4 separate regions of the Mus musculus genome follow, and all the other regions are linked to region 1. The links are chromatin loops, found by intact Hi-C in ENCODE. Cell type or tissue: left cerebral cortex. All regions are shown on one strand.

The links. Peaks named below come from ENCODE experiments on the same cell type or tissue, not always from the same donor. Only the 100,000 strongest peaks of a DNase experiment are listed, where the experiment ranks them.
Region 2: a loop joins it to region 1, with 4 times the contacts of the local background. A loop is called at or near these places in 6 of 42 quality-filtered maps.
Region 3: it touches region 1 in a loop (4-fold over the local background); 15 of 42 quality-filtered maps call a loop at or near these places.
Region 4: a loop joins it to region 1, with 6 times the contacts of the local background. A loop is called at or near these places in 4 of 42 quality-filtered maps.

Annotation. Positions count from the first base shown.
Region 1 is chr16:11,976,687-11,984,686 of GRCm38, forward strand. It overlaps Shisa9 (shisa family member 9), which reads left to right and starts at 7,427. Exons shown (of 5, transcript NM_028277.2): 1 at 7,427-8,000. The coding sequence starts at 7,895. Gm32278 (predicted gene, 32278) reads right to left here and starts at 7,059. Exons shown (of 2, transcript NR_155455.1): 1 at 6,872-7,059; 2 at 1,979-2,695. In left cerebral cortex, CTCF peaks have their summits at 4,270, 6,649 (motif pointing left), 7,197 and 7,827; DNase peaks (open chromatin) are centred at 4,269, 6,663, 7,081, 7,582 and 1 more place; H3K4me3 peaks cover 1,746 bases; H3K27ac peaks cover 1,652 bases.
Region 2 is chr16:13,008,409-13,016,408 of GRCm38, forward strand. No RefSeq gene overlaps it. Among named protein-coding and RNA genes, the nearest start is that of Ercc4, 97 kb to the right of the region's middle. In left cerebral cortex, no CTCF peak of the experiment used is centred here; a DNase peak (open chromatin) is centred at 3,782.
Region 3 is chr16:12,193,357-12,201,356 of GRCm38, forward strand. All of the region lies in intron 2 of Shisa9 (shisa family member 9), which reads left to right. Among named protein-coding and RNA genes, the nearest start is that of Shisa9, 210 kb to the left of the region's middle. In left cerebral cortex, no CTCF peak of the experiment used is centred here; DNase peaks (open chromatin) are centred at 3,714, 4,046, 4,448 and 6,696; H3K27ac peaks cover 321 bases.
Region 4 is chr16:13,106,224-13,114,223 of GRCm38, forward strand. It overlaps Ercc4 (excision repair cross-complementing rodent repair deficiency, complementation group 4), which reads left to right and starts at 3,513. Exons shown (of 11, transcript NM_015769.2): 1 at 3,513-3,918; 2 at 5,508-5,688. The coding sequence starts at 3,712. In left cerebral cortex, a CTCF peak has its summit at 3,097; DNase peaks (open chromatin) are centred at 2,154, 2,564, 3,134 and 3,619; H3K4me3 peaks cover 1,866 bases; H3K27ac peaks cover 1,698 bases.

The DNA of each region.
Region 1 (8,000 bases):
AGGGATTAGAACCTGGATGTCTATCAGGGAGCTAGTATTCACCACTACTCTGCTTTTCCACATCCCAGTCATACTAAATGTACCCCTGCCATGTTTCTAATAGAATACCCTGTTTCTCCTACCACAGAGCTATGGGTTGAATATGGTGAGTCTCCCACATGAGTTGAATATTCTGTCTACAACTGGTAGGACTGTTGGGAGTGGTTCTAGAAACTCTAGGAAGTGAAATTTAGCTGGAGGAAGTGGACCACTGGGAGGCAGGACTTTGAAAGTTGCCATCTCATCCTCTGCTTCATGAAAGATCTTCTGTCACATGATCCTGCTACAGTGATGCTCTACTCAAGGGCCTGGAGCAAATAATCATGACATTTCTGAAATAGTGAGCAAAATAAATCTCTTCTCGTTGAGTTTATTCGTGTTTGTGCACACATGCACTTGGAGTTGACATTAAGTGTCCTCCTTAATTACTCCGCATCTTAGTTCTGGAGACCCTGAAGCTCACTGACTGTGCTAGGCTGACTGAGCAGCAAGCCCAAGGAGTCTTTCCATCTCTGTCTGTCCAACACTGGAAATGCAGGCACACATCTTCATGCCCAGTTTCTATGTGGGAATCTGAACTCAGATTCTCTAGCTCACAGGGTTTACTCACCGAGTCATCTTTCCAGCCCTTAATTTGTTAATGTGAGGCATCTTCTCTCACTGATGAGAAAGCTAACATACAGCATCTGCTTCATATAGCACAGTTGTCTCTTCTGGCCCAGGACTGACTATATATTCAGCACTCTTTCTTTCTCAGGGTGTACAAGAATACTACATTTCCCAGGCTCCTTTGTTCTCAGATTTGTGTCCCGTGACTGAGTTTAGATAATGGAATATGATGAGAAGGATGCCTTCCACTTCCAGAGTGGAAAGCAAAGTGTCTCGCTTGACTCTTCATGCTCTTGCCTTCTTCTGTGTAGCTGGAAGTGGCTTTAGGACGGTGTAGTCACCATTTGTTGTGTTAAGCCACCGAGAGTTTGGAGGTGCCTACTGTGACACATGACTTAGGTTGACGAACACATATGGCTGTATCTTACCACGAGTTCATCTCCAATCCCTAGCACAGCTCTGGGTGCTAAGTAAGCATTCAGCAAAGGCGTGAAGGAAGGGAAGGGGTGGGGAGGAGAAAGTAGAGGATGGAGAAGAGGAGAGCAAGGGAGGGAAGTGGATAGGAGAGGGCAGGATTGAAAGAAAGGGGAGGTACGTGGAACTGAAGTCTTGATAAATGTTTACAGAGAATTAGATGAATTTGGTGGCCTGGGAGAAGTTAAAGCACTGTGGCATCCAAGACCCCTTATCTACCTCTACACACACACACACACACACACACACAGACACACACACACACAGACACACACACAGACACACACACACAGACACACACACACAGACACACACACACACACACACAGACACACACACACACACACACACACAGAGAGAGAGAGAGAGAGAGAGAGAGAGAGAGAGAGAGAGAGAGAGAGAGCAGTACTTGAAGATGATACCCTCTGGCCTCCTCATATATATGGCTGTTCACACTTGCCCACCTATGGATGTGCCCAAAAAGACATTAAAAAGAACTTAGAAAACAACCATACATTTATATAAACTCTGTTAAACACAATACTTGTTAATTTATGCTACTTTCCACAGGCAGTGAACCACAGCATGAGTGCAGTGTACAGCAACCCAAAGCAGTTACTCTCTGGCACATCCTGTCAGACTTAGCTCCGTCTTTTAAGGGAGCCATGGACACCCCCCCCCCACACACACACACATCAGCACTGTGCTTTGAGCTTGTGTTAACTGCAGCTGGTCTTGCTGTGCCCCTGAGAATGCTGTCATGCAGTCACTGATGGCCACTCCGATGTCACCAGCCCAGGGATACCCGTTTTATAAAAAAAAAAAAAAAGTCTCTAAAAACTAGCAGAAAAAGTAATGGGGTTCATCACGTCTATTTTTTATTCAGATTCTGGATCTTGCTAATCCTCTCCCACATACTGTTTTTCTATGGACCTATATAAGCCTGACCCTCATTTCTGCCTGGGTTCGGCTATGCTACTGTGCCCCAAGCAAAGTGTTGGGCATTTTGACAAAGAATTGCTCCGAAGCTGGGTGTGTACGTGCACTATGCAATCCCTGCCCTGGGAGGTTGAGGCAGGAGGAACATAAGCCCAAAGCCAACTTGAACTACACAGTGAATCCCTGCCTCCCCCCACCATCTCTTCAAATTTCAGAAGGTATCTGCAGGGCCTCAAGCTAAGTGTGGGCTCCCTTTGAGCACAGAGGTCCACCTCAGGAAGCTGGCCCTGGCTCTGTATTGCATGCCTCCACTCTAGAGCCTGTGTGCTGCTGGAGGGGAAAGGCCTCCTTGAGCTCTATGTAGCTGAGATATCTTGCAGCTCCTCCATGGTAAAGAGCCCTCTTTAAATACATGAGAGTCTCCACTCACAGTGCCTAGCGCTATACAAAGTGTAGATCTAGGATCTGGACATTCTTGGAGAGAGATATCACAGTTTGTTTGTTTGTTTTCTTTTTTTAAAGTAGGGTCTTGCTGTACAGTTCAGGCTGCACTCGTGATCCTGCTTCAGCCTGCTGAGTGGGGGGTTGCAGTCACGTACCACCACACCTGGGTCAGAGCGGCATCATTATCTGTCTGGGAGAAAACCAAAGGTTGAGAAACTTAACTTGAAGGCAAGAGCTTAGAGCCAGCCAGAGCTAACACTGAAACCTTTGCTCACTGGCCCCCACACAAATCACTTCAAACTTTGAAAGACTTCCAGCCAGAAAGTGCTGGGATTTAAACATAAGCCTAACACCGCAATCATGGTATTTAATTGGTTTTAATTTTGACCCCCAGTTGACATTTGGCAATATCCATGAAAATTTTAGTTGTTACAAGGAGGTGAAGGCATGGTGGTATGGTGTCTGGTGGGTGAGGGTAAAATATACTGCCAAATGTTCCACAGTGCCCCGGGCGCCCTCAGGACACAGGTGTGGCACTAAGTGTAGACAAGCCTGGCATAGAGGTACCCTTCTCCAGCTTCAGGTCTCGGTGCTGGACAGTACACTTTCTTTTCCTTGCTGTAAACACCACTCTGTGTTTATTTTCCTTAAATTGACTTTACGTTAGTGAATTTAAAAGAACCAACTACACTTTAACACTTCTACCTATGGATTCATCTGGAGGATGTGCTTTTTAAAAAGATGCTTATGGAAACAAGTAAGACACCATTGATAAGTGAGATACCTGTGGAGGGGCCCCATCGTCAGTGCGGGGAGCCATGCTATTGACCTACTTCAGCTCTTTGAAGCTTCTTTATCTCTGCAGACACAGAGGACAAAATCCATCAAATATGTGTTTCTGGAGCAGGCAAGGCTTGCTACCATTTGCCTCTGTGTCATCGCTTCCTTTTCCCCCCTCAAGGCTAACAGTTGCTTGGAAACCTCTTTGAAACCTTAAAAGCCATCTGATGAAGAAGATGAACAAACAACTCATTCGGGGAAGGGCCACTGTGCCCATAATTTAATTTGTTGCATGGCTTATAAACACTGGTTTCAAGGTAGTCCCAGGCAGCCCAGACCCTTCCTTAATTGTTAGCTAGTACGATCGCATGCTTGTTGTGGTAGGTACCGCAGCCTGAAAAATTGAGGCCAGAGTAAAGGAGGTTCTTCTTTAGATATTAAAAAAGGCCTGAGCTGTAATTCTATAGCATCCTCATCTCTTTCACAGAAAAAAAAGCTTTCATAAAGGGCCACAATTTTCCCTGGGTGTGTTCAAGTGAATTTGTTTCTGTAGGGGTTTGGGGAAGAGATCCAATATGATTTTTCCTCGTCTATGGACTTGCCAGCTGTTTCAGTGAGCAACTTTAGAACCTGCCCCTACCCCCAACATAGAAAGAAGCCTTAAAAGAAATATACTTTTGGTCCTGTGTCCTGAACCTATCAGGGGGTAGTGGCTATACAATAACTTGATATGAAAATGGGCATTTTTATCCCTCCAAAGAGTGAAAAGAACAAAGATGATTTTCCTAAATATTTCTCAAAGGCTTGGCACATGGGCTGGAGCAATCCTAGCAGGCACAGGCAGAGCCACTGCAGATAGTAAGGGAACTGAATCAGGGGAAAGCTCCTGGGGAACAGGAGGAGGCTTAGGATTCTTCCAGGAAAAGCAGGCAGGGTGGATCTCAGTCTGCTTCCTTCTGAAGCAAAGCTCCTGCAGTTTTCTTCCCGCAAACAGGGGGCAGTCTCTGTTAATTAAAGCCGGAGAGCCTTGTGCAGAGACCAAAGGCAGATCCAGAAGTGGACTTTCCTATTCATCTTTTGTGTAAGGGTATTTAAAAAAATCATGTTTCAAAGTCTCTTAAACCCCCCAAATCTTGAAATTGTGTGTGTGTGTGTATGTGTAAAACCTACTTTTTTTCTATGAGGTCGCTCATTGTAAAGGATGCCTTGACTCTGGCTGGTGAGCACCGAGGAGGTGTTGAAGCAGGGTTGGAAATGGCAGAAAACTACATTAGTAGTTGGAAAGCTTATTCTGGCCTTGGCTTTACCACTTGCTAGCTAGAGCTCACAACTTCTTGGATCCTAGGAAGCCTGCTGGAAGGTCCCTCCCACAAGCCCAAGTATCTCCCAACCTCAGGGAAGACGGGATGCTAGAAAGCACCCTGCGTGCTCTGGGCATTCCTTTCCTCTTTTTTGTCCCAGATCGAACAATTTCTTAAAGATCTCTTTCTAACCCCTTCATGTCTCTCTCCCTCTCTCTCTCTCTTTCTGGATAGGCATATTCCCATGGGTGCAGGTGTGCACACACATGTGTAGCTGTGTGTGCTGAGGCCAAATGACAACCTCAAGTGTCATTCCTCAAGAACTTAATTTTTAAAAGATTTATCTTTTTATGTGTTTGTGTGAATTTATGTGAAGCAAGTGCATGTGGGTTCCGGTGCAGGCCAGAGAGTGCCATGTACCAGTACTGGAGCTGTAGGAAACTGTAAATCAGCTGATTTGGGTGCTGAGTCCTCTGTAAGTACAGTAAGGGCTCCTAACTGCTCAGCCATCTCTCCAGCACCCCATCCCTTTGTCAGGAGATCCCCCTCAGTAGGTTAAGACAGCTGGCCCAAGTGTCCCAGGGGTCTGCCTGTGTCCTCTCCCCCAGCTATGTGATTCTAAGTATGTGCCACCACACTCTGCTTCCTCATGTAGGTTTGAGGGGGTAAACTCAGGTCCTCTTGCTTTCATGACAAGTAATTTCATGATTCATAACTTGTTAAAAATCTTAATTAACTAAACACCTAGCTAACATACTTCACAATTCGTTTTTGTCTGTGTGCCTGGGAACACAGATTATCAAGGCCATTTTAGTCATGTTATTTACATGGCAGTGCTTGGAGACATTAAAGATAGAAACACGTAATCAAAGGTGGGGTGCATGTCTGTTAGGAAGGGACAGGAAGTGGCCAGTCACAGACTCTGGAAGCATAGTTCCTGGGTAAAATGTCAATAGCTTTCACTCCACAAACTCCCTGGGTAGCTTTCTCATTGCTTTGAGGCTCAGTTTCTCTCATTGCTATTGGGAAGATAATATTAACCAAGAAGCAGAGAATTAAGGGAGCCCCTGAGCTCACTGATTCCTCTACAAGACCCCAGGTTGTCTGGTACTCAGTAGTTATTGATTTTTAATAAAAGCAAGCTTAGGGATTGTGCTATAACTCACAGAGAAATGTCAGCTGCCATCAGCTCCCACACCAATGTTTATGGGATGGACAAGGTGGTAGCAGTTGTGGGTTGCCAGTATGACAAATATGCCTCCCACCCTATTTGCAGGGTCCTATGGTGAGGAAGCTGGTTGGCAGTTCTCTTTCCTTTTCACAGTGGGGGATGGGTTGGAGTACATTCTACTGCAGTCAGTCTTGGCTCTAAGACCTGGTGTGGTTTACCAAGGTGGCCCTGGGCTGCATTTGTAAATCTTCTTTCATCAAAGGGAGGGGGAGTTTAGCCAAACCCTTTGATTTGGAAAAAACTTGCCACACAGTCTTAATAAATCCTCTCATAAATTATCAATTAAGAGGATCCCAGCAGACCATTTTACATGTGGCCCAACTTCGTGGTCCTTTGAAAATTTCCCCCAAGAGTCCTGCAGCTGAAACCAAACAAGAGGAGAGGGAACAGAAAACATTGCTTCCTCTGTGATTCACCCAGCCTACTGCAAAGAGCATACTCAGTTAATACAATTAAAAAACAAAACGCCAGGGCGTGTGGGGATATAAATTTAGCTTAGCAGCTTTGATGTGAATCCTGATTTAGGGGCTATTGAAATCAAATTCAAGTAGAGGGCAGGAAGAAATAGGAGAAATGGTCGAGGGCTTATGGAGGGCTGGGAGGAATCAGTCAGGAGAAAGGAAGAGAGAACAAATTTGGAAAGGTTGAGAAGAGATGCTGGGAGCCAAGGAAACAACCTCGGTGAGGATGTCGGGGAAGGGGGGCTCCGTGGGGACAGGGGACAGCCTGCTCTGGAGACTGTCGCGCGGGCTGCAGAAACGAGTGGCTGAGGATGAGTGCCCAGGCCTTGCGCTGCGCCAAAACTGCCAGCGCAGAGGCGGCGCCGCTGTGTGCCCTCCTGTGGAGCTCAGCGTTCGCTGCGGGGGCGAAGAGGGACAGAAAGCGGCAGGTCCTAAGGGCTAGGGGAGTTCTTAGGAGAGCCCTTCCAGGGTGAGCCATTGCCTTCGCTTTGTCCGCTGACCGCCTCGCCAGACCACCCAGCTTTTAATATGAGTTCCCAAGCCCCTGTTCTGGGGTGCTTACCACAGCCCAAGGGGTTTGACACCTAACCCACCTTCCCAGTTCCAGCCTCTTCTCTGTTCAGGGACTCGAACCATCCCAGGCTCGCGCCAGGCATGAGGTCGCATCCCCGGAAAGGGCAAGGCAGTTCCTGCACGCCCGGGAGGAGGAGGGAGATCTTGTCTACACTGCTTCTAGTGTGTCTTGGAGTGAGCAAGCCATCTAATCTGTCCCGATTCTCCTAGTCACCCCTTCCCTGATCGACAGATTGCAATCGCAGCTCCTGCGCACGCACCCCTAGGGGGGGAAATCGAGGGCGGAACCACCTCTGAGTCTTTGCTTGGGGTGAGGAGCACCTTTCTCCCCGAGAGGGTGCCAGAGGTCCCGGCCGTGGTTCTTTCCACCTGCCGAGAAATCAGAGCTGTTCTTTCGAGCCTGGCAGCGGTGGAGCTTGCTGCTTTTGCCCGAGCTCTCTCTGCACGCCCCCTATTCGCCCCCGCCCGCCCGAGTCACCTCTTTACGCGCCCCCGCCCCTTTCGAGCTAGCGCTCACCACCACCCCTCCTCTATCCGCCCTCCTCCCCTTCCCCCTTCCCTCTGGCCCTCCCTTCATTCCACAAGTGTCGCTTCTCTCTCTCTCTCCAGCGCACTTGGCGTGCTAGAGAGGTGAAGAGCATCCTGCGAGCGAGCGGACGTGGGGAGCCGAGTCCCGGGTGGCGGGTGGAAGGGAGTTACGGACACAGCGACTCTCTCCTGTTTTCCACCCCCGCCTCCCCCGGTGGCCAGCAGGACCTGCACCCCGCGCTGGCCCCCGCTCCTGCTCCGTCCCCGCCCGGCCCCGGCGCGCTCCTCCCCGGCCGGCCCCCTTCCTCGGCGCGCGTCGCGCTGGAGGCGAACGCAGTCTGAGCCGAGCGCAGTGGCCGCCGACCACCGAGCGCCCCGCGCCGCCTCCCTGCATGTGCGGCCAGCGGCGGCCCGCAGCCCCCGCCAGCAGCCTCGGCAGCTTCGGCCGCGCGTCCAGAGGCGGCGGTAGCGGCTCCAGCGGCGGCCGAGCGCTCCAGCCCGGGTTGGGAGACACGATGCGCCGAGTCCTTCGGCTGCTTCTCGGCTGCTTCCTCACCGAGCTGTGTGCCCGCATGTGCCGGGCGCAGGAGCGATCTGGGCACGGGCAGCTAGCGCAACTGG
Region 2 (8,000 bases), 1.0 Mb after region 1:
TTCAATCTTGTTTACAACAAACAGAAAGCTATGGATTAATGATGGGTGCCAGGATTGAGCCAGCCACACCACAACTAGAAACAGTTTTTTCCAGTACACAATCTCACAGTGTGATTAAATACCCTGCAACACTCTTGGATTAAAGGTGTGTGCTAGAGCTGAGCCCCACCACAACTAGAGACAAGCTTTTCCAGTATATAATCTTGGAGTTCACAGTGTGATCAAATATCCTGTAACATTTCTTCCTTTTGATGTAAATAAAAGATTTTTTCTCAAAATCAATAAATTATATACTCTCTGGTAAAAATTACATTCACAATATCCAGTTCTTTTGTATTTGGCAACCTTCCAGAAAGCACACTACTGTCTATCCTATCTTGGCGAGTCCAAATTTCTGTACCTAAATCACTTTCTATCGAAACTTGCATTTATCAACCTAAAAATATCTTCTTAGACCTTAAAACATTTTATTAAATTCTAAATAACTTAACCTTAACTATGAGACTATAACTATCCACCCTTCAACCCCATCAGAGACCTGAGAAGGATAAAGATTCTCTGAGTAAGCAGGAAGTGCAGAGTAACCAGTTTCTAAAACTATAGACATGACAGAGACTGCTGGCTGCCTGCTCAGTCACCCAAGGTTGCAAGTCTGCAAAGCTGGAGGAGCCATCTCCTCAGCCAAGTGGCCCAGAATATCTGACTGACTTTTCTGTGTAGCAGGAACTATGAAGGGCTTGACTATCTTTTCCTAGCAGTTGACTTTCTTTGTGTCCTGCTTGGACACATACTGTCAGCAGTTGAGGGAAGGCAGGGGTGTTTGTTTGTTTGTTTGTTTGTTTGTTTTGGCCTGTGGCTACCATTGCCAATTTGAAAAAAACCTCCAAATGGAGGTTGTTCAGTGTCCATCATCTTCCTTAAAGTAGTATGAAGGTGCTGCAGGAGCAGACATGTCTCACTGTCAAAAGTCTTTTACTATTAAAACATCTTCAGAGAGCATATTCTGTAGATCTCTGAGGTTTTGAAGACTATCTATCTATCACATATCTGAATAGGTGAATGTTGCTTGTTTTGAGATATTTACTATCTGTTCAACTTTGGAAACATATTTCTGTAATAAACTAGACTAGTATCTAAACCTTGAGTTTGATTATCTAACTATTAACCGGCATTTCTTAACTACCCTAAGCAGTTCATAATAGCTTTCAAAAAGACTAAAACTTAACATTGAATTTTTGTTGTTGTTGTTACTGTTTTTGTTTTTCAAGGCAAGGTTTCTCTGTATAGCCCTGGCTGTCCTGGAACTCACTCTGTAGACCAGGTTGGCCTCAAACTCAGAAATCTGCCTGCCTCTGCCTCCCGAGTGCTGGGATTAAAGGTGTGCGCCACCACACCCGGCTAACATTGAATTTTTTAAATTACATGCTAAAATCCCTCACAAGGATTTGAAACATATATACAATATATTATAACAAAATATAACCTTGCTGGGCAGTGGTTATATATATATATATATATATATATATATATATATATATATCCTTAATTTTTTACCAATATACAAAAAAAAATCTATATCAATGTAACCAAACATGACACCAATTCTGTATCATTATACAAAGATCTATACCAATGTAAGATTTTTGGCTAGTAGTAGCTCTATAGTTTAAGAGTTGACTCAGTAATCTACCCTTTCTTCCTATTATTCCTATATTCCCTTTTTTGTCTAAATAAAAAAAGGAAAGATTTTAACTCTAACACAGTAAAACTATTTACAATAATGGAGCTATTTCTACCAAGCTTTCTACAATGTCCCACTTGGTTGTATTTGGCACTCTTAAGATTAAGTCATTCTCATATGAGCTCAGAAATTTTAATGTCCTGAGCAGTTTGTATTCCAAAGTTGATCTTTGGGTGCCATTTTTCAGCTTGACAGCAATCCTGGTCAGGTAGAACACAGCAGCCAACCCAAAGGTGTCCCGTGTTTGCACAGAACATAGCAGCAGAAGAGGTATGGTGCAGTTTTGTTCAGGGATGGCGTTACCTCAGTTCAGGTGGATTCGTCATTGCAGGGCCCCATCGTCTTCTTGGAAACTTAAAAGGTTACTTTTAGGAATGGTAGAGAGCCTAAATATTTTAAATGCCATTTTCAGTATACCTCAGAAATATTTGAGGAGCACAATAACCTGAAAACACATTCAGGAAGGTAGATGAGGCTTATTTTTAGAATTATTTAATAGTCTGTGTTACTACTAGTATCATGAAAGAAAGTTTACATACATACATAATAATCTGATACACTTCGAGATAATATTTATGCCTTCAGAAAAGTCTCAGAGGATCAAATAAAAACGAAAAGATTATGAGATTAGTTCCACCAGCAACAGGGGAAAGGCCAAGTTAGGAAAAGCCTAGGGACCTGATCTCTAACAGCTCTCCTTATCACGGCCACTCTGGAATAAGCTGTCCACTCTCAGGGTGCTTCTCCCCGTGACAATGAAGGTAATCAGGCTTCCTGTTTGGGCAGGCTCCCTACTCACATGATTCTAATTTGTGGCAAGTTGACTTGAATGACAACCATAATAATTATAACTTATTTATAGTTTGTGTTTGTCGATTCTTTAATTTTATAACAGGACAGGGATGTTGGACCCTGAGGCAAATGCCCATCTATTGCCTCTGACTTACAGGAAAATATCTTTTTGGTCTCTAAGATAAGACTCTAGAAAAACTCTTCAGGAAAACTTAGATCTTTGTTAAGTTTTCTCCAACCTCAAGCTCTTCTCCAGGCTGGGAACGGTCCCCATGATCATAACATTTAGCACAGTATTTTAAAGTTGCCTGTTTTTTGTCTACATGTGAGGCTTTGTGGAGGTGAGACTCATACCATCCCCTGCCCCCTGCCCTGGCCATCAGACCAGTTCTCTCAGCCCGGGATGGTCTCCTCTATCCAGCTCATTCCAGTGCCAGGCCACTTCAGAAAGCTCTATAGCGCTTGCCTGAGCTGACTTCCTCCTGAATTCTTCCCAAACTCCTCAGACCAAATATGCTTGTTTAGTGCCTCCAATGCACCTTGCAAGAGTATAATTTTTAGACCTCTGTGCTCCTGAGACGCTGGAATTCAGCTTAAACTGAGTTATGCCAGTGCGCCAACATTGCAGTGAGTGGCCATAGCCTTCGCTTGATTCTGCCTTGTGTTTTGCTTGTTTCGCTGCCTGTGTGTCCTCATTTTTGCCCGGTACCTGTACTCCACCCTTGAGGACCCTTGTGCAATAGGTCATAGCAGAACTTCTAGCATAATCTTTATCCTCAGAAATCCTGGGAACCCTGACTTCACCCTGTTTTCCAGTTCCATTTCCATACTGAGAAGTCTCTGGGACACTCAGGATCTCAGGAGCTGCCACAGTGGTTTTCTCATCTCAATTCCACACACGCACCTCCAAGTAAGACCAGTATGTTTAATACTTTTAAAACAATATATGTGTATTTTAAGGGTGTGCTTAAATGAACAGTAAATTATACATGTGGGTCTGACTGTAAGCACAGGGTTTTCACTGAAACACTCAACATCAGAATCAACCTAAATGTCCACCAAGAGTGGCCTGCTCGAACAGTATACATTTTAACCACACAGTGGAATTTTAAGCAGCCATTAAAATTGATGAGATATTTCTAAATTTGTTGACCCAGAAAGAAGACCATGGCAGAATGTTGAGTGAAAAAGCAGGTTAGCCAGCAGTCAGAATATGATCTCATTTACATAACAGCATGTGTGGGTACTGAGTGTGTGGGTGTGAGTATGCACGTGAGAGTGTGTGCAGATGTGAGAACCCTGTTAAGTGTGGGCCCATAGGAGTGCATGTAAGGGGCGGGGGTGTGTATGAGAGAGGGGGGGACGGGGGAAGAAAGGGAGAGAGATGGGGGAAAATATGCAGGTGTACTTAGAAATACTGAGGATATCAGAATGTTGCAATGACATTATTGGTTCTGCGTAGTGGGAGTTTCAAAGTCTTTTCGTGTATATACAGGCTGTGAGCTGTGGCTTTATAATGTGCACACATAATTCTACACGGGAGGTAGGGTGCTCTTTCTCAGTTTTGAAACTTTCAAGGGAAGTCTGAAACAGCCACAGGAAAACTTCACCCTCTCACCTTAGTGTTGGGAAAGAAAAAAGGGTCAGGAGCTGGCTAGCACAGCTGCTTTTTGTACATATTTTTTTGCCTGCAGCCAACAGTCAGTCAGTCCTTAGGCTTAAAAGAATCTCCATCAGCATACCGCTCACCAAGTCCTCAGCTCAACAGAGCCCTCTTTCTGGTCCCCAGTTGGACAGACCCTGTCCTGGTCCCCAACTGGACAGCTACCCTACCCCATGCCACCCCAGCTGGGGCATTTCCCACTCCCTAGATGCCTCTTTGCCTGTACAGAGTAAAAAATTTTGAAAAGTATTTGGAGATTTCTAGAAGGATCTGTGGTCAGTTGATCATTTGACCCATGAATCGCCCACCAGAACTCAGCAATTCTTATAAAGGAAAGCATTCAATTGTGGCTATGCTACAGTTCATAGGTTTCGTACTTTATCATCATGATGAAAAGCATGGCAGTATGCCAGCAGACATGATGCTGCAGAAAGGGGCTAAGAGCTCTACGTCTTGACCTAAAGGCAACAGGAAGTGAACTGGTTTGAGCTTCTGAGACCTCAAAACCCACCCCCTTTAATAAAACCCCGCCTACTCCAACAAGGCCACATCTCCTAATAGTGCCATTCTCTATGAACCAAGCAAACACTTGAGTCTATGGGAGCCGTTCCTATGTTCCTATGTTCCTATTCAAAACATCACAAGGTGACCCATCTTACTACCTCATACCTCAGTAGAACAGGAACCATAAGGAGGATAGCAAGTGGAGTCAAGCTCCCACCAATAGAGCAAGACACAGTCATCACTTGCATTAAAATATGAACTTCTCAAACACACAACTGTGGGGAGCCGCCCTCACATTCGCCACTACAAGATGGCGCTGACATCCTGTGTTCTAAGTAGTAAACAAATAATCTGCGCATGTGCCGGGGTAGTTCTCCACTCCATGTGCTCTGCCTTCCCCATGACGACAACTCGGCCGATGGGCTGCAGCCAATCAGGGAGCGACACGTCCTAGGCGGAGGATAATTCTCCTTAGAAGGGACGGGGTTTTGCCATTCTCGCTCTTGCTCCTGAAGAAGTAAGCAATAAAGCTTTTGCCGCAGAAGATTCCGGTTGTCCTGAGCGTGTTCTTGCCGGTGGAACAAAAGCTTGGGCAATACACAACCATGTGTGCTTCATGGTTTGGTTTGGGTCATGACTCACCCTTCTATAAAAAGTAATTGCCTTGCTAGATTAATTTCACTTTGCTAGTGTGCTTCTTTGTGTGACACTAAGAATATTCTTTCCCGACACCAATGATTCCATATTCTCTTGGATACTTCCCAGCTTCCTCTGCAGTGGGCCATGTGGCTATTGCCAGCCAATAGACTCTGAGTGTCCACTTGTGGGGCTTGTGGAGTTATTACACGTCCTTGTCCTTCTTTATACTCTTCTTAATAGGTTCAGGCAGCTCAATGGCCTCAAATTTCACCAGTGACACAGAGCAGGTGGCTCAATCTGCATGACATTTGGGAAATAAGTGGGGATTTCCTTGGGGAGGGGGCGCAATCGAGTGACTCAGCAGCAGGAGTGCACCTGCACAAACACCAGGCAGAGGAAGTGACCCGGCTATGCAGATAGAATTTGGGTTAAAGGTTTCTTTTGTTTTGCTTTGCTTTGTGTACCTTGGAGACTTAGCATATTTGCTGCTGTCTATTTCTTCATATTCAATGGCTGGGATTCCTAACTTTTAATTGAAACTCCTCAGCTTATTGTTCCCTGTCTCCTCCTTGGAGCAGCTAATGACCAGTAAACAAATCCACAAGGGCCCAGCCTAACTTTGGTTTACACAACACTTTCTGAAATGCTGAAAAAGCCCCTGCTTCAGGAAGGATGCAGTTCCTGAGCTTGCCTTGCTGATCGGTGGCCTCCCACTGCTGCAACTGAGGCTTTCCCTTTGCTCTCAACTGTGCTGAGAACCGGGCTACTTGGAACTGCTTGGTGAGAAGGGCTGATTCAACCTATCCCCTCCAATGCCCAGACCGCGCTTCAAGTAAGGCGTTAGAGATCCCTAGCAGCCTGCACCCAAAGTCCATTCATCCTCATCCGCAAACAGCCAGCTTAAGCGGCCTCTGTGGGAGCTTTAACCCAGAGACAGGGCTAATTAATTTCAGGTTTAATAAAATTTAATTAGGTTTACATTTCAAACCCTTCGTGCTTGTCCTTGAGGGGCTGATGCTGGTTTGGTGCTCAGTGTCTTTTTTCGTAACAGTTCCAGAAGTGATCGGTGGGATCAAAGAGAGGAGCGAGCACATGGGTAGGGAGTCAAGTCCCCACCCAGGACCTAAAAAAAAATGCTTTCAACCTCAATCACAGAGCAAGGCAGCCCTTTGCATCATCTACCACAGCAGTGAAAGGGGAGCAGAGGCTCTTGTAGAAAAAGGGCTGAGACACTCGGAAAAACACTCAGAAGGTCTGAATGAAGCTGAGTCTGGGGACAATTGAATTCACACTGAGATCATGAAGAGTGTGCGGGCGTGAGCTGGATCTGAGCTCCAATCCCAGATCTGTTTCTTACCTCAGTTTCCTCTTCTGTGAAATGAGTAACATCATTCCCTCCGCATAATGGGAAGGACTTAGAGATAACCTGTGCGGGATGTTGATGCTGCTTTTGAGCACAGTTCTGTCTTCTCTGCTTCCCTTCCTTTCCTTTTGTTCTCCAAGGTGTTTCAAGCATCAAGCTCAAATCCATCCTGTGTTCTACTTCTGGGAAAACACAGACTAGCATCTTCACTATTTCCCCTGTCCCTCAAGAAACATTAAAAGGTGAATAGATAAGCAAAATGTGATCTGTCCGTTAGTGAGATTACTTTTCAGTCATAAAGGAGGAGGAGGAGGCCAGAGAGGAGGAGGAAGAGAACAGGAAGGAGGAAGACAAGGAGGAGGAGGAAGAGGACAGGGAGGAGGAAGACAGGGAGGAAGAAGACAGGAAGGAGGAAGACAGGGAGGAAGAGGGTAAGAAGGGGGAAAACAGGGAGGAGGAGGAAGACAGAAAGGAGGTGGAGAGGGAAGAAGAGGAAGAGGACAGAGAGGAGGAAAAGTAAGAGGTGGCAGGAACATTGATACAGGCTTCAGTGTGAACATCCTTTGAAAGAGTTCAGACACAAAAGGTCACTTATAATACAATTTTATTATATGAAATATATCATAATGAAAGAAGTGAATGGTGGGTGACTAGGGCTGACAGTCAGGACTAATGTTCAGAAATTGTGTTTATTGATCAATAACCTATAATTACTATAACAAAAATCTTTGAAATGAACATCTTATAAGGAGGAAAGGTTCTAGACTCACAGTTTTAAAGCTTCCTGGTCATATTGTTCTGGCAGGAGTGTATGGCACACAAGGTCTGTTCACCACATGTAGGCTAGGCAGCAAAGAGAGAGGGGGTAGATGAGATTGGGCTCCAACATTCCTTCCCACCCTCCCAGCAGCCCGGATTCTAAGTCAGCTCCACTCCATAAAGTCTCTACAACAGCAGTTCTCAGGTGGTTCTCTGTGGGCTCACTACCCCCTTGAGGGTTGATTGACCCTCTCACAGGGATTGCATATCAGACATGCTGCATACCAGATATTTGCTTTACAATTCTTAATAGTAGCAAAATTACAGTTATGAAGTAGCAACATAATAACTTTGTGTTTGGGGGTCACCCAACAGGAAGAACTGTATTAAAGAGTAACAGCGTCTGGAAGATTAAGAATCTCTAGTGTAGAACCTCCAAACAGCACCACATACTGACAACCAAACCTTCCAACACAGGTATCTGGGAACACTCCAGATCCAACTTACAGCACTGCTTAATGGGTAGAGAGTTTTGTTTT
Region 3 (8,000 bases), 220 kb after region 1:
TTCCCTGTACCCCTAATCCCTCCTGGACTTTTAATATGAAGGGGTATTGGATTTTGACAAAGGCCTTTTCTTTTCTTGATCATCTCTAGTGAGATGATCATGTGGTATTTTTGTTTTTCACTTTGTTTATGTGGTACTTTTACATTGTTGATTTCAGTTTCCATGAGTTTGTAAGCTTTTCTGTTGTATCTACTGTTGTTGATATTCAGTTTTAGTCCATTGTGGTTAGATAGGATGCATGGTGTTACTTCAATTTTTTTTTTTTTTATTTATCTGTTGAGGCTTGATCTTTGGAAAAAGTTTCATGAGGTGCTTACAAGAAGATATATATTTTTTTCTGCTGAGGTGAAATGTTCTGTAATTATGTTAGGTCCATTTGGTTTACAAAATCTGTTACTACAGCATTTCTCTGGATTCAGTTTAGTTTTTGTCTGGATAATGTCTATTGGCAATTGTGTGGAATTGAAGTCTCTCACTATCAGGATGTGAGAGTCAATGTGATTTAAGCTTATAGTAGTGTTTCTTTTATGAACTTGGGTGCCCTTGTGTTTGGGAGATAGATGTTAAAAATTAAAATGGCCTCTTGGTTGATTTTTTTTTCCTTGATGAGTACATAGTGTCCTTTTCTATCTCTTCTGATCAATTTTGCGTTGAAGTCTACTTTGTCAGATACTAGAATGACTACACCAGCTTGCTTCTTAGGTTCATTTGCTTGGAATATCTTTTTTTCCACATTTTTACCCTGAGGTGATGTCTATCCTTGATATTAAAATGTACTTCTTGGATCCAGCAGAAAGATGGATCCTGTTTTTGTTTGTTTGTTTTGATTGTTTCTTCGTTTGATCTTTTAGTCTGTGTCCTTTTATTGCGGATTGTGACTATTTATGTTGAAAGATATTAATGAGCAGTGTTTGTTGATTCCTGCTATTTTGTTGTGGTGGTGGTGATGGTGGAGGTGGTGGTGGTGGTGGTAGTGGTGGTGGTGGTGGTGGTGGTGGTGGTGGTGGTGGTAGAGGTGGAAGTGGAGGAGGTGGTGGTTATGATGTGTGTGTTTGTGTGTGTGTGTGTTTTTAGTCTTCACTTGCTTGTCTGGGATTGTTTATTTCCTGTCTTTTCTTGAGTATGGTTAACTTTTTTAGATTGGAGCTTTCCTTCTAGTTCTTGCTACAGAATAGATTCATTAATAGATATTGCTTAAATTTGGTTTTATCACGGAATGTCTTATTTTTTCCATCTATTGTGATTGAAAGTTTTGCTGGGTATGATAGTCTAGGCTGGCAACTATGATATCTTAGAATCTGCAGCACATCTGTCCAGGCCCTTCTGGCTTTTAGAGTTTCCATTGAGAAGGAAATTCTAAAATGCCTGCCTTTATATGTTACTTGGTCATTTTGCCTTGCAGCTTTTATATTTGTTCTTTGTTCTGTACATTTAATGTTTAGATTATTATGTGGCAAAGGGAATTTCTTTTTTTTTTTTTCTGGTCTAGTCTATTTGGTGATGTATGTGTTTCCTATATCTTTATAGTCATCTCCTTCATTAGGTTAGGGAAATTTTCTTCTATGGTTTTATTGAAAATATATTCTGTGCCTTTGACCTGTTTCTTCTTCTCACTCTATTCCTATTATTCTTTGATTTTTATCTTTTCATAGTGTCCCAGATTTCCTGGATGTTTTATGCCAGGAGTTTCTAGATTTAACTTTTTTTGATCTAGGTCTCCGTTTCTCTATTGTGTCTTCAGTGCCTTAGGTTCTCTCTTTTACCTCCTTTGTTTTGTTGGCCAGGCTTCTGAAGTTCCTACTTACATCCCTACAGTTTTCATTTTCACATTGCACTCCGTTTGCATTTTCTTTATTGATTCTATTTCAATGTTCAGGTCTTGGACATTTCCTTCTATTGTTTGTTTTCACAGATTTCTTTAAGGGACTTATAAACTTCCTATTTAAGGACCTCTATTATACTCATAAAGGCTATTTTAAGGTCATTGTCTTGTGCCTCAGCTATGTTTTGGTATTCCAGGCCTGTTGTGGTAGAGTTGCTGAGCTCTAGTGGGAAGATATTGTCCTGCTTGTCATCCATTGTGTTTTTATGCTGATGTCTGGGAAGATTGTACTTCTAGGTGATAAAATCTTATCTTTTCTTTGTTGGGTAGATGTTTTGTTCCTTGGTTTCTGTTGCTCTCCCACCTCCTAGGAGAGTGTGTTGGCTGGTAGGAAACTTTTCTAGAATCCTGATAACTGTGGACACTATAGTTTCTAGGAAAATGACTTCTTAGGTTTTGGGAGCTGACACTTAGAAATTGAGATTGGCTAGGAGACAGGGCTGAGGGGGTCCATAGGAGGGGGAAAGTGGTGTGTCCCACAGGATTTGCTTAGTCCCCTGGGAGTGGGAGCAGAGAGTGGAGAGAGGCTACAACAGCTAGTCTGTTACAGAGCTGGGGAGGAGTAGGGGTTGGACACAGAGGAGATGGGGGAGAATGAGCATTGGCTTGCCTATCTGCTTCACTGGCCTACTTGTTAGGCTTGTTTGAGGGTTCCCAGACAAAGCCTGGTGGAGTCGGGGGGAGGGGCCTAGAATAACAGAATGGAGGGGAGGTAGGGGAAGATGTATATAATCAGCCAAGTGGGGGCAGGGGGAGGCTGAAGCAGATGGTCTTCTACAGTGAGACCAGGGGATTGGAACTGAGTGAGAGGAGAGGGTCTGCAGTGCTTCTCTGGCTGGAGTGGCCTACTAGTCTCTGGGGCATGCCAGCTGGAGTTAGGAGCTGGAATAGAGTAATGATTGGGGAGAAGGAAGTTTGGATCTATGTGATCTACTATAGAGGTGACTGATGTGGGGGGAGGCTGCAGCAGGTGCTATTCTACAGAGCTGGGGTGTCCTTAAGACTGGAGCATTACATATGGTGAGAGAGAGAGAGAGAGAGAGAGAGAGCAGCCTATCAGCCTACCTGCTTCTTTGACTAGAGTCACCCTGAATTTTATTAACCATTATGGGAGAGAATAAGTTGAGCCTTAAGCTTTAAGATTTCCTCTCGAGGTAAGTTCCTGCTTTGCTTTGGTTTGGTTTTACTTCTGATAATTCTGCCTCTAGACCAGAACACAAGAGAGGCTCATAAGTGCCAAGAAATGCTACTTGACCTAAGTACTTTGTGTCTGACCAAAGGAGTAATTAGAAGCTGGGGTCCCATGAAAACAGATGAGAATAATGGTTTAATATCCTGTTGAATACCTTCAGATACTTTTCCATAAATAACTTGAGGGCTTCAAGGAAGGTCTAGAATGGTGTTTTTTGTTTGTTTGGTTGGTTTTTTTGTTTTGGTTTTGGTTTTTGGTTTTTGAGACAGGGTTTCTCTGTATAGCCCTGGCTGTCCTGGAACTCACTTTGTAGACCAGGCTGGCCTCGAACTCAGAAACCCGCTTGCCTCTGCCTCCCGAGTGCTGGGATCAAAGGCGTGTGCCACCATACCTGGCAGTCTAGAATGTTTTAAGCATCAGGAAAGGACATTAACAACTCTGTTCATTTTTCTTGATATCAGACATTGTGTGTATGTGAGTGTGTGTGTGATGCACACACGCGCATCTTTGTAATCCTTCCAACTTACACCGCACATCTTCCTCTCCTAGCTATTCTGCCCACACTGTAGCACATTACAAACACTTACATACTCACATACTCAGCTCCATTCAAGCACATAATCTTCACACTCACTAAAATACACTTCACACTCACATCTACAAGAGGATGTGCTCTATGTTCACATGGCCTTTGCACATGCCTACAAACACCTTAATGCTACATCATCATCCCCCATAGCATTACCCCTACCCCAACACAAAGAAACGCATGTGTTTTAGCCACAAGTATATATAACACACCTGTGACAAAGCTTTCTCACCCACAAAATAGATACACCTGGTATTCACATATCCTTCAAAGTCAAATTCATGCTCATGCCAATACCAAATCACTACAGCAAACCTCAGATCACCTTTATTCTATATTTTTGTCTGTCTGTTATCTGTATCTATATTTACACACACACTCCCTATACACGCACATGTCCTCATTCACCCACCTACACACCACATTCTCATTCACACACACATAATTCCCTCTCCCCGCCCCTCACAGATATCATATTCATTTTCTTGAGATCCTAATTCAACAGTGAAATTTGCCTGAGGCCACATACAATCAAAGTCCAGGAAAACACACACACACACACACACACACACACACACACACACACACACACACACACATTGTGTGTGTGTGTGTATTCTAAAGCTTAAAAAGTTTATGAGGAAACAAATTTTTTTTGCCTATTTTTAGCTCCCCAAGGTTTTAAATATGTCCTTAGTCCCCGTTCAAGCAGCTTCTGGCATTATGTAACTCCAGCAGCTCTGACTCCTGACGTCAGTGCCCGCTTACTCCAGTGATGGTGACTGACTGGCTTATGGAAGTGCGACACCCTTTTCTCCCCACCCCTTCCATCAGAGCAGCAGGTGCAGGCGTCCTAGAAGAGGTGGAGAGGGAAAGTTACTGCTGTGCTTAAGAGGTGGAATGTGGGGGATGGGGGAGGTGTGCTTTTAGCTGGAGTTCTGAGGCTCCTTGTACATTGAACCCTGCTTAGTAAATACTGAAGAGCAGACTGGTATGTGAAAAATTATCTAGGCCTGGCCCTTGCCTCTTCACACCTTATTTATTTATTTATTTATTTATTTATTTATTGACAAGATCTCCATATGTAGCCCGCGCTGGCCTTGAACTTATGACGCCCTTGCCCCAGCCTCCAAAGTTCTGAGATTGCAGCTGTGGTGTCCCACCAGCTTGCATGTTTTCTGGACAGGAGACAAATGTTTGGGGGAAAGGAGAACTCGCATCTCTGTGTATGCTACAGTTCTGAGCCTGAGGCTGAAGGGCAGCTGAGGATAGCGCTTAGGGAGAGAGAGAGAGAGAGAGAGAGAGAGAGAGAGAGAGAGAGAGAGAGAGAGAGAGAGAGTATGTGTGTGTGTGTGTGTGTGTCTGAGAGAGAGAGAGAGAGAGAGAGAGAGAGAGAGAGAGAGACTATGAGAGATACTACATCATTACATGCAGTTCTGTGCTGGGGCTTTATTGCTGACATCTACTACAAACTCGCAGCTGTAAGAGCAGATGCAGTGGCTTCATGTGGCCATAGCTCACATCCTCCTGCAAACACATCAATGCTACATTCTACAGCATCCACCTACCCAACCGCCAGGACCCACAGTGTTAGCCACCGAATTCCTGGTATTTCAGAACCCACCCAGCAGCAGGGATAGAGGTTCTCCTGTATTAGCAGGTAGGGAGTGCTATAGGGTTGATTTAAGCTCATGGAGTCTGTGTATCTGAGATTACTTAACAGCTCCCTCATCCATTAGCTCCTTGAGTGACTTTACTTCTCTGAACCTTTATCTCTTTTAAAGTGGGCATTGCTGCAAAGTTTTAAAGAGATGTCCATGAGTGGGCTCAGTGTAGTGCATAGAAAGTGCTAGAGAGTCATTATCTTTGCTCTCTTTTGGAGGCCAAGCTTGTTTGTTGATGTCAGTTCTTCCACTCTGGCCACAGTTGACTTCTATGAAAGCCTGTTCTCATAGCTTTCGTTTGAGGGCCACGTGCTACTCTTTACCCGTCTTTTTGACTTTTAAGCAGGTCCCAGATAGCTGCATCTGTCTGTGTTATGTCTTTCCTTATGCTCTCCTGTTGTCTTCACCCTTGTCAATTGAACCAGCTTCTGCTCACCTTGTAATGCTGGGCTCAGGCATCACCTTTCATGATATTCCACCCCAGAGTTAGGGTGCATTTAAAAAAAAATATGGTCTCAGTACCAAAGATCATGCATGGTAGGCAAATACTCTTATTGCTGTCTTAGCTCACCATGCTCTGTATTGCCCCCCACCCCCACAGTGTTCTCTCTTATACAGTGGTCCCCTTCTCCTAAGCCCATCTTCCAACATTCAGCTAACTTGGTTTCCTTGGAAGCTGCCAAAAGGAGGAAGTGCTAAGGAACAGGACTCCCAGCAACCTGGGTGACATCAGGCTACACCAAGCTTTGCTACCCAACTGCAGTCTGTGGACCATCTTCATCATGGGTGGAGACTTGTCAGAGATGCATATTTCCATCCTACCCCAATCCTAAATCCCAGAATACGAATTTTAATAATGACAGGATTCATTTTGGGAAGAGCTATGTCCTGGGATCTCCTCCCAGTCCCTGATAGTGACAGACAGGCTGACAAGTCAGGTGCACTCATGATCATGGATGAGACTGCCCAGGTAGGTAAGTAATATAAGTTGTCACTGGACTCTAGTCTCAACCTGCCTTCATTATATCCCCAAATGATCCCTTTTCATTTTACCACGTCCTCAATCTGAAATAGTCTCTCAAACTCTGACTCACATTTTTCCCTAAGGGAGAGCTAGCATACTTGGGTTGCTTTATTTCTGATTATTACTTACTTGACTTGCATGCATATTTTATTTTTTATATTATTGTTAACATGAAGAGGAAGCCCTATAAAAGAGCCAGTCTGAAATGGGATGCACTCCCTTCCCCTTTCAGTGAATCTCATCCTCTCTCCCTTTGGTGGCACAACAGCAAGCTTGCCTGCTTCTTGTGGTCACATGACCATAAAGCTTCTGCCTCTGTAGCCTACTTGTTTTGCTGGCATCTTTATATATCTCACCCACCCAGACATATCACCTCAAATCCCCTCAATTAGTAACTGTTGCTACTGTTTTTATATAAAGCACATCTCCAAATTTACATGGCTGCATAATTAAACCTTTACAAACAGTTGAACCAAATGCATTTTAGATGCTTATAAACTCACCAGAAGCATTTCTCTCATTCAGAAAAACAGATCCTGCATACCAGCACATACCACTTGAAGCCCATCCGATATGACAAGAGAAGGGTGTGACTAAGCTGGCACTTAGTAGGTCTCCACATGACAATCTTCTTTAGCAAATAAACATATAGGACCTGTTTTAAAATCATTGTTTCCTGGTGGCTTCTGGAACATAGTAGAGTTCAATTGGGTTTTGAATGAATAAATGCACAGAAATAGTTATCAGTTCTGTGGATGTTGTTTTCTGGATCAGTGTGACTCCCTAGACTAAACAGTAAAAGAAGAAAGATTAGGAAGAAAACAAAACAGGACTATGATTTCATGCATATCATCATGCTAGCTTCAACAATAGAAGCCTGAAAATACCCACAGCTTTCCAGAAGAAATACCCCACTCACTGGAAACAAATTCTGCCTGAGCTTTTTATTCCAGACTCACCTTCTGTCCCCTGCCAATAAATCTACTGTCCTCTGTGTGAGCTGAGAGGGCCTGCCCATACATGTACATCTCTAATCTTGGTGGCTTTCTCTGCTTTTTGTTCCATTCACTGTTGTGTCTGACTAATAGGTCCGATGGACTACCAAGGGCAGAGTCCACCTGTGGATAAATGGAGCCAATACAGGGTCAGATTTATACTAGTCCCTGTGTGACAGGACATGCTAGAGTACCAGATTTCAGGAGGCCAGCAGATGCTAGAACTAGAAGTGTACTTTCAGTGTACCTTGTCACTGAAAATATTGGACGTCAACCATTTTCAACTACTGGGTTACTCCAGTCAAAAAAGTGCAAAGGCCTAGAAAAAATTTCAGCCCTATCATGGAACACTATGTTTATTCTGAAGTCTTTGGGAGGATGGAAAACCAGTTTGAAGGATTAATTAAGATTTCGTCAGGAGAAAAAAGAATGCATGTCTTGGTAGATACAGTAATCTCAAAGTCATCTTTGTCCTGACTATTACTGTGGGACTACAAGCAGGTTGTGTTACACAGCAAGGAAGAATCAAAGTTGCAGAGAAAATGAAGACTGCAGACTAACCCAGTTTAAATAAGGAGATTAACCTGGGTTATAACGATAGGCCAATTGAATCACAAAGATCTTTTCTTTGTAGAAACAGATGGGAGGATATCC
Region 4 (8,000 bases), 1.1 Mb after region 1:
TCTAGAATTTTCAGCCCTATCTTAATCACTTGATAACATGTGAAAAAGAACAAAAGGGCTCCTAACACCAGAAAAAATTCAAGGCCAAACATACTCACTGGTACTCTCGTTCCCCAGCTGAAAAGTTCTGAATTCATACAGTTGAATCCTTCTTAACAGTCTGCTTTACGGGAACCTTTATCACCGTCGTTCCCCAGCTGATGAGTTCTGAATTCGGCAGTTGAATCCTTCTCAACAGTCTGTGTTACGGGAACCTTTATAAACGTGATCCGCAGTTCTGGTTCCGGAATGAGGGATCTTCCCTGCGCCAGTCCGGAGTTTTTTCTCGTCTCGGGTTTTCGGCACCAATTGTTATTCGACGCGTTCTCACGACCGGCCAGGAAGAACACAACACCCAGAATCTTCTACGGCAAAGCTTTATTGCTTACATCTTATGGGGCCAGAGTGTAAGAAGCAAGAGAGAGAGAAAACGAAACCCCTTTCCTCTTTAAAGAGAACAACAATTGCCTCGGACGCATCACTCCCTGATTGGCTGCAGCCCATGGCCGAGCTGACGTTCACGGGAAAAACAGAGTACAAGTAGTCGTAAATACCCTTGGCTCATGCGCAGATTATTTGTTTACCAACTTAGAACACAGGATGTCAGCGCCATCTTGTGACGGCGAATGTGGGGGCGGCTTCCCACACTTTCTTCAGTATATATTAGATATCGGTCCCTTTCCACATTCATATTCAGACTTTAATAGCTCTCTGATAGTCTGCTTACTAGGGGTGCATGAAAATTTTTCAAGTACTCTCGTGATTGGACAATTAGGAATGTTCAAGAAATAACCAGAGTTCACATAATTAGAGGATCAACAGACTTCTTCATACACTAGCTCTTTAGAAGAACACAGGGCAAGGATTTGCCTGCTTTGCTCCCTGATAAGACCTAGCACTACTACAGAACCTGACACATTGTATGCTCAATTAACATTCATTGGAAGAGGGAATACTCCATGTGAATTTACACGTCTCTATGGCTACTGTGTGCACATGCGTGCATTTACCCATATGTTCATGTATATGTACTGTGTACCCATACATGTGGAGACCAGAGGTCCACTTTGAGTGTCAGTTCTCAGGCACTGTCCACATTGGTTGTTTTTTTCCAATTACATGCATTTATTTACAAAAGGTGTGAGCCATAGCACACTGTGGAAGTCAGAGAACAGCTTTCGGGAGTTGATTCTCTCCTTCCAGCATGTTAATTCCTGAGATCAAACTCAGGTCAGCAGGCTTAGATGCCAAACATCTCTACCAGCTAAGCCATCATGACAGCTACCTTGTGTTCGAGATATGCTCTCTCACTGGCCCGGTCAGCAAGCCCCAGGGAGTGTCACTGTCTCCCAGGAACAAAGCTGCAGTCTCCAGTGCAATCTCTCGCCTGGATTCTAGGGACCACACACAGGTACCCAGGCTTTCACAGTAAGCGCTTCCTCCGCTGAGCTACACCCCTGTCACTCTGTATACGCCTGAATTTTCAATAAACCTTGACCTTCTAAAATAACCTCTCCCTCGAACGGTCCTATCTGCAGTTTTATTCATTTGCTTGCTTGTTTGTTTGTTTGGATAAGCGGAGAACTTCATCTTCAAAGTTCAGTGTGGTCAAAATAAGAAAAGCGTGTACATCCCTTTCCCATTATTGCTGCAACAAAGCACCATAAACACAGAGGTTTAAAATAACAAAAATGCAACGTCCCCCAACAGTGGGTTGTTGGGGGTGGCTGGGATACGTCTTGGCTTCCCAAGGGAGAACGCAGGAGTTCCTCAGCTCCTCAACGCTCTGTTCCTGGCACTTTCTACCTCATTCTGACCTTAGTTTCTCCTTCACAGTCCCCTTTGAAGCTAAGTCCCCTGCCTCTCCTTTGCCCCTAAGCACATCTTTATGATTATATTGGGCATACCTGGATAAGTCAATATCATTTCTCCATCTCAAGAGTTTAGCTCAATGACATCTGTGAAGTCTCCTTTGCCATGAAAAATAATAGGTTCTGGGAATTCAATCTTTGGGTTGCATTATTCTGCCTGCCACAACCTGGGAGGAATCACCCACACACCCACACACCCACCTCTGAATGTGTGCTGAGTAACTACTTACTGTACCCTGAACCAACGCTAAGAAACATACCATCCAGCTCTGTGGCCTTGCCTGATTATATAACCGGCTTGTTGAACTGCAGGCATTATCTCCTGGCTCCCAGACATGCTGCGCGGAAAGCGTCTGCAGGCATCTCTGTCCACTTCAGGAAGATGCAGAAATTATTAGATGCTCTTTTAACTGTGACTAGACAGAAGGAAAACGCTGGAAGAAGCAGAGGAGAGAGAGAAAACAAATCCACTTGCAGCGGCTGATGTGAAGGGAGATTGGTAAACGGGAAGGCAATGTAATGAAGGTCGAGCAAACTCAAATAAATGTGTCCTTTTTCTCCCACTAATCGTCCATTCGAGAAACGTACCTTGAGGGTTTGAGTGAACTTCTGTATGAACTAAGCTAGTGAAATGCTATGTTGCGTGCTGGTGGGAGGAGTGGGAGCCAACTAAACGTTCTCCAGTAACTAGACAAGTATATGCCTCCACATTACAGAAAACCCAGCCACATAAAGGACAGAGATTTAGGGAAAATTTGTGACGGAACTCAGGATCTACCACTAAGTTACATCCTAACACCCTTTATATTTGTGCTGGAGGTCTCCATCTCTAGCTCAGGCTGGCCTTGAATTTACTTCAACAAGTGAGATAGCCTGTCCCACCTGGAGAAACCAAAAATCTGGTTTCGAATCTTGGTTGTTTATTATTTCATATAATTAAGCAGGCAAGCAGCCGCACAAACTGAGCAGCGGCAGAGGGTAGGGGGCACGCAAAAGTATGTTGTTAACCATGGTTATTCCTGAGTAATGGAACAATCCTATTTTGCCTTCATTTGTATTTCGTATGGGCTGAAAATAAAGGGGAATGGAGAATTCTGAGAGAGAATGCCTCCTAGATTGCTTACCTGGAGGTTTTTTTAGGTAGTTACAAACACGACCCAAGATGTCCCTCTAGTGGAAGGAACGCGGCTGCAACTGGCACCTGATGGAGGCTTTGTAAAATAACTTACTGAGTTCAAGACCTTTGCAAACAAGAGACTGAAACTCATAAGGTATTGTGCTTATTAAAAATTTTCAAGGCGGGGAGGGGGAGGAATACTTGCAAAAGTAGAGACAAAACCCTCACACTAGGAAAACGATGTCGATTCTGGATGCACTTGGAATACTGACAGCAACATTCTGAACTGTCGGTATTGGAGGATTACGCGGATTAGACTTCTCTGTTTGCATTTTGTTAGTTTATGCCTAGGTCTAGAGAGCCAAAGGATGGGGAACCTAAACACACGCGCGCGCACGCGCGCTAACGCTTTCTGCGCCTCTCGGCTGAGTTCGGGTAGACCTGCCCTGGGCTCGGGCACATTCCGGCCACACTTGTCCCCGCCTCGATTCCTTTTCGGCTACAATCGGTTGGCTCTCTTGAACTCGGCTCCCTTCGGCTACATCCGGCCTCTCTCAGTCGGCCATTGCAGTTACATCTGTTCTGCGCTCCTTCGGCCCTGGCGTCTCTCCCTGCGTTCGGCCAGCGTTCGGCTGGACTCGGCTCTTTCCGTCAGCGTGCGGCCGCGGTCCCGGAAGGGCGCCCATGGAGCCAGGCCTGTCGGGCGAACGGCGGAGTATGGCGCCGCTGTTGGAGTACGAGAGGCAGCAGGTGCTGGAACTGCTCGACAGCGACGGGCTGGTGGTGTGTGCCCGCGGACTCGGCACCGACCGGCTCCTCTACCATTTCCTGCGGCTTCACTGCCACCCGGCCTGCCTGGTGCTGGTGCTCAACACGCAGCCGGCCGAGGAGGTGCGACTGCGGGATGGGTAGACCCAAGGGTTTGGGGGACATCCGATGCGAGATCGGCGCGGTAGGAACGCGGAGCTGTACGGTTGCAGGGACTCCGAGCCCATGCAGATCTTAAACAGGGCACGAAAGGGAATGAATTAAGATCCCAGGGGGGAGATGCGGGGCACCTACACAGTTCCAAGTCGCTGCGAAGGAGGGAAGGGAACCCCAGGGAAATTGAAGTGGCTGCCACGACAAGGGAGGGCATTGAGTGAGGGTCCTGGAAGGAGATCCTGGACTCTGACACTGCGGGATGACTGCCAAGTATAGAATGCATCCCAAGAAAGTCTTGGGTTCCTCTATTGACATGGGAGAGCATTGAATACAGGGCCCAGACACAGTTTGAGGACACTGAGAATACGGGTCCCACACACTCCTTAACACTGAAAAGGAGAGGGGCGAGTAGGCTACACATTGAGGTAGAGTAGTGGATTGAATTGCACTGCAAAGGAGAGACGGTATCAGAATCTGGGTAGGAATAGTGTTTGAGTTTGAAGTTGGATATAAGGGTGTTTGGAGGACAGAGTGTGGTCCCTAAAAGGACAATGACGAGGATGATAGGGTCTCTGAGAGTTATTACTTTCTAGTAGAAAAGGAGACCTTGAGACTTAACAAAAGAAGAGGGATTAGGGAAATGGGGGTGGGGGTGCAGAAGTTAAAGCTAAGGGAGCGATCAATCTGGGTTACAGAGAACAGGTGATCCTGAGGACAGTGGAATGAGACATGCCTTGCTGCGGATGTTGAGAGATGTGGACATAGCCTAGCATGATGAATCTGATGATCCCCTAGGTGTAGTGGCCAGGAAGAAAATGTCAGCTGAGAAGAGTCACTAACAACTCCTTTAAAGGCTGAGGCCCTGTTGGATTCCCCAGGAATCTACAGTGCTTGGCATGGTACTTTGTGCAATGTAAGATGCCCAGAAAAGTGGCATTAGACTGAGAGACTAATGGGCCATTGGACCTATGGACATTCTGGCATCTCTCTAGGAAGTATCAATACTGATCTAACAGTCTAAAGTGTTGTCTGCAGAGAGGAATCCCTTGTCTCAAAACCCGACTTTGGCTGGAAGTAGTTTCTAGGTAGTAGAAAACTTTTTTTAAAGATTTTTTTTAATAATTTATTTATTTATTATATGTAAGTACATTGTAGCTGTCTTCAGACATTCCAGAAGAGGGAGTCAGATCTCATTATGGATGGTTGTGAGCCACCATGTGGTTGCTGGGATTTGAACTCAGGATCTTCGGAAGAGTAGAAAACTTTTAACCCAAAGTTTTAAAAGGTTCTGTGGCTTGGTGTTGAAATGGAAATAATGACTGGAGCACAATTATTTCTTAATATAAACTCCAAAGCACAACTTAACCTTACAAAACAAAACCTTAATTAAAGTGACCTGATTGACTGATGGGTATAAAAGAATAACTTAGTTTGCATGTTTGCTGTGATGTTCATAAGCTCTGAGAATGGAGACATCATTTTAAATCCCTATAGCCTATTTTAAAACTTCCCTGCCCTGTACTAAGCAGCTTACTAATGAGTTTAATTTGATTTAGGAATATTTTATCAATCAGTTGAAGATAGAAGGAGTTGAACATCTCCCTCGACGAGTGACAAATGAAATCGCAAGTAACAGTCGCTATGAAGTCTACACGCAGGGTGGTATTATATTTGCAACAAGCCGAATACTCGTGGTTGATTTCTTGACAGGTAGAATACCTTCAGATTTAATAACTGGTAAGAATTTGAAATCTTTCTTATCTACAATGTGAACATTTTTATTTTTGTCTGTCTCCTCTGCTAAACGTTCTGCTTTTGTTACTCAGTATTGTAGCTAAGCTGTTGACACACTACCTGACAAGTCGAGAGGTTCAGCAAATGTTGATGACATGAATAAGTATGGCTACATGTCACTTAACACTGAGAATCTATGATTTAGCTATTGTATGAAGGCCTTAGCGCTTACCGACAAAATCCCGCATGGGTGGCCTGGAGAGGTGGATCGGAGATTAAGAAGGTGCACTGCTCTTGCAGAATTCTAAAGCTTAGTTCCCAGCACCCATGTAAGGTAGCTCACAACTGCCCATAATTCCAACTCCAGGGCATCCGATTCCCTCTTTGGCCCTCTGAGAGCACTGGACTCCACCTGCACAACACCCCCCACCCCATCACACATGCACAAACATATATGCATAATTTTTAAGGTAAAAATAAATGTAAAAAATCCTAAATGTTACAGCTCAATTAGACATTGACCTCTTGATATAACCAAGAAACATAGTAAACAGAGCTGTTTGGGCCTGATGTCGCCATTAACACGGCGTACTGTTTTACAATTGGTTTGTTTTTATAAGTAGAAGGGAGACTTCCAAAATAAGGAAGGAAAGTACAGTATAGTAAATTAACTATATAGCCATTTAACACGTTACTGAGTATTATGTACATTGCACATAATTGTGCATGTTGTATGCTGAATAACTAGTGGTATATTTGTGCTAGATATTTTTAATTTTTGTTTTTTATGTTCAGGAACCTTTTGCCTGTGTTTATGTCTATGCACCACACATGTCTGGTACCTGCAGAAGTTAAAAGAGGTTAGATTCTGGAACTAGAGTTATAGATGGTTGTAAGCTACCATGTAGGTACTGGGAATCAAGCCTTGGTCCTCTGAAAGAATACATAATTTTAACCATGGAGCCCTCTCTCTAGCCACAATATTAGTATTGGCGTACAAACCCAGAAAGGGCCGTGCTCTTACAGAGGTCTACCCACTGTATTATGGGTATTTTAACCTTACAGGTTGAAGCACCATTATGCAGTGTGTGTTTATATATAAGATGTGGCTCCTTGTTTCCCAGTCTGACTTTCAGGAATATTGTAGTTGACAGGCATTTGCCCTTTGGATATAGCCAGACTTGATGTGCTTATCAAACTCTTCATAAATCTCTAAGTAAATTTGCTTTCCTTCCTTTTCCCATCATTTAAATTAAACTAAATAGTTACTTAATACTTCAGAGGGGAAAGGTGAGAGATAATTTCAGCTAGGAGTAGTGTAGAAGCAATTGATTTTCATATCATTTGTCTCTTCAGAAATCTCTGATTGCCCTGTAGCTAATATAAGAGCCCTGCCAGTCTGCCATTAAACTCCCCTGTGCCTCTCTGCCCAGAACACTCAAAACACTTCATTACACTTGCCTGCTTCCATCTGGCTCACCCGTAAGCTGTGTACCAGCAGCACTTGTTCACCTCAGGATGAATAGTCAGTATGTGTCGGTAACGCTTGCTTGATGGCTGCTGGTGAGCTGCATGTACAGTGCTCAGTGGTGAGTGTTCTCATGGAAGGAAACATATTCACACACTTCCCATTCCATGTACCTGATTGGCTGAATCAGGTTTGCTCAGTCTTGTCTAGCATTTTTCATTGCCTTAGATAGCGTCTTGAGCATCACAGACAGTTGACCTGACTTTGGGGGCTAACACCCACTCATACAAGATCCTTAATTTTCCTGAACTTCATCTTTCTCAGTTTTCCAATTTCTATATTGAAAATAGATCCTTCTCTCATATAATACATCCCAACTGCAGTTTCTCCTCCTTCCACTCCTCCTAGTGGATCCCCAGATCCACTCCCTCTCTGTTTCTTCTTCAGAAAAATCAGGTGTAAGACACCACGCTTGGTCAGTGGTACTTAGTTCGAGATGTCCCAGAATGAGACACCAAGATCGATGCAAAAGCAAGAGGTTTATTTTCTGGCGCATCGGGATCAACCCTCAACTTTGAGGGGAGTGATGAGAAGATGACCCCAATGGCTATTACAAGCAGTTTTTATACTTTCTAGGGGTACAGGTTACATCCACAAGGTTACAGTTCAAACTTATTGGCTAAGCATATTGATCTTTAAAACTATTGGCTAGCAAGCATGACACGAATTTCAACTCTACTTGGGATTTTCCAATACATTCGGAGATTTTTTTTTTTTTTTTTTACTCAAGAATGTTCCTGTAGGTGGAGAATGGAACTTGGCCTAGCCTTGACCCCAGGTGGGAGGG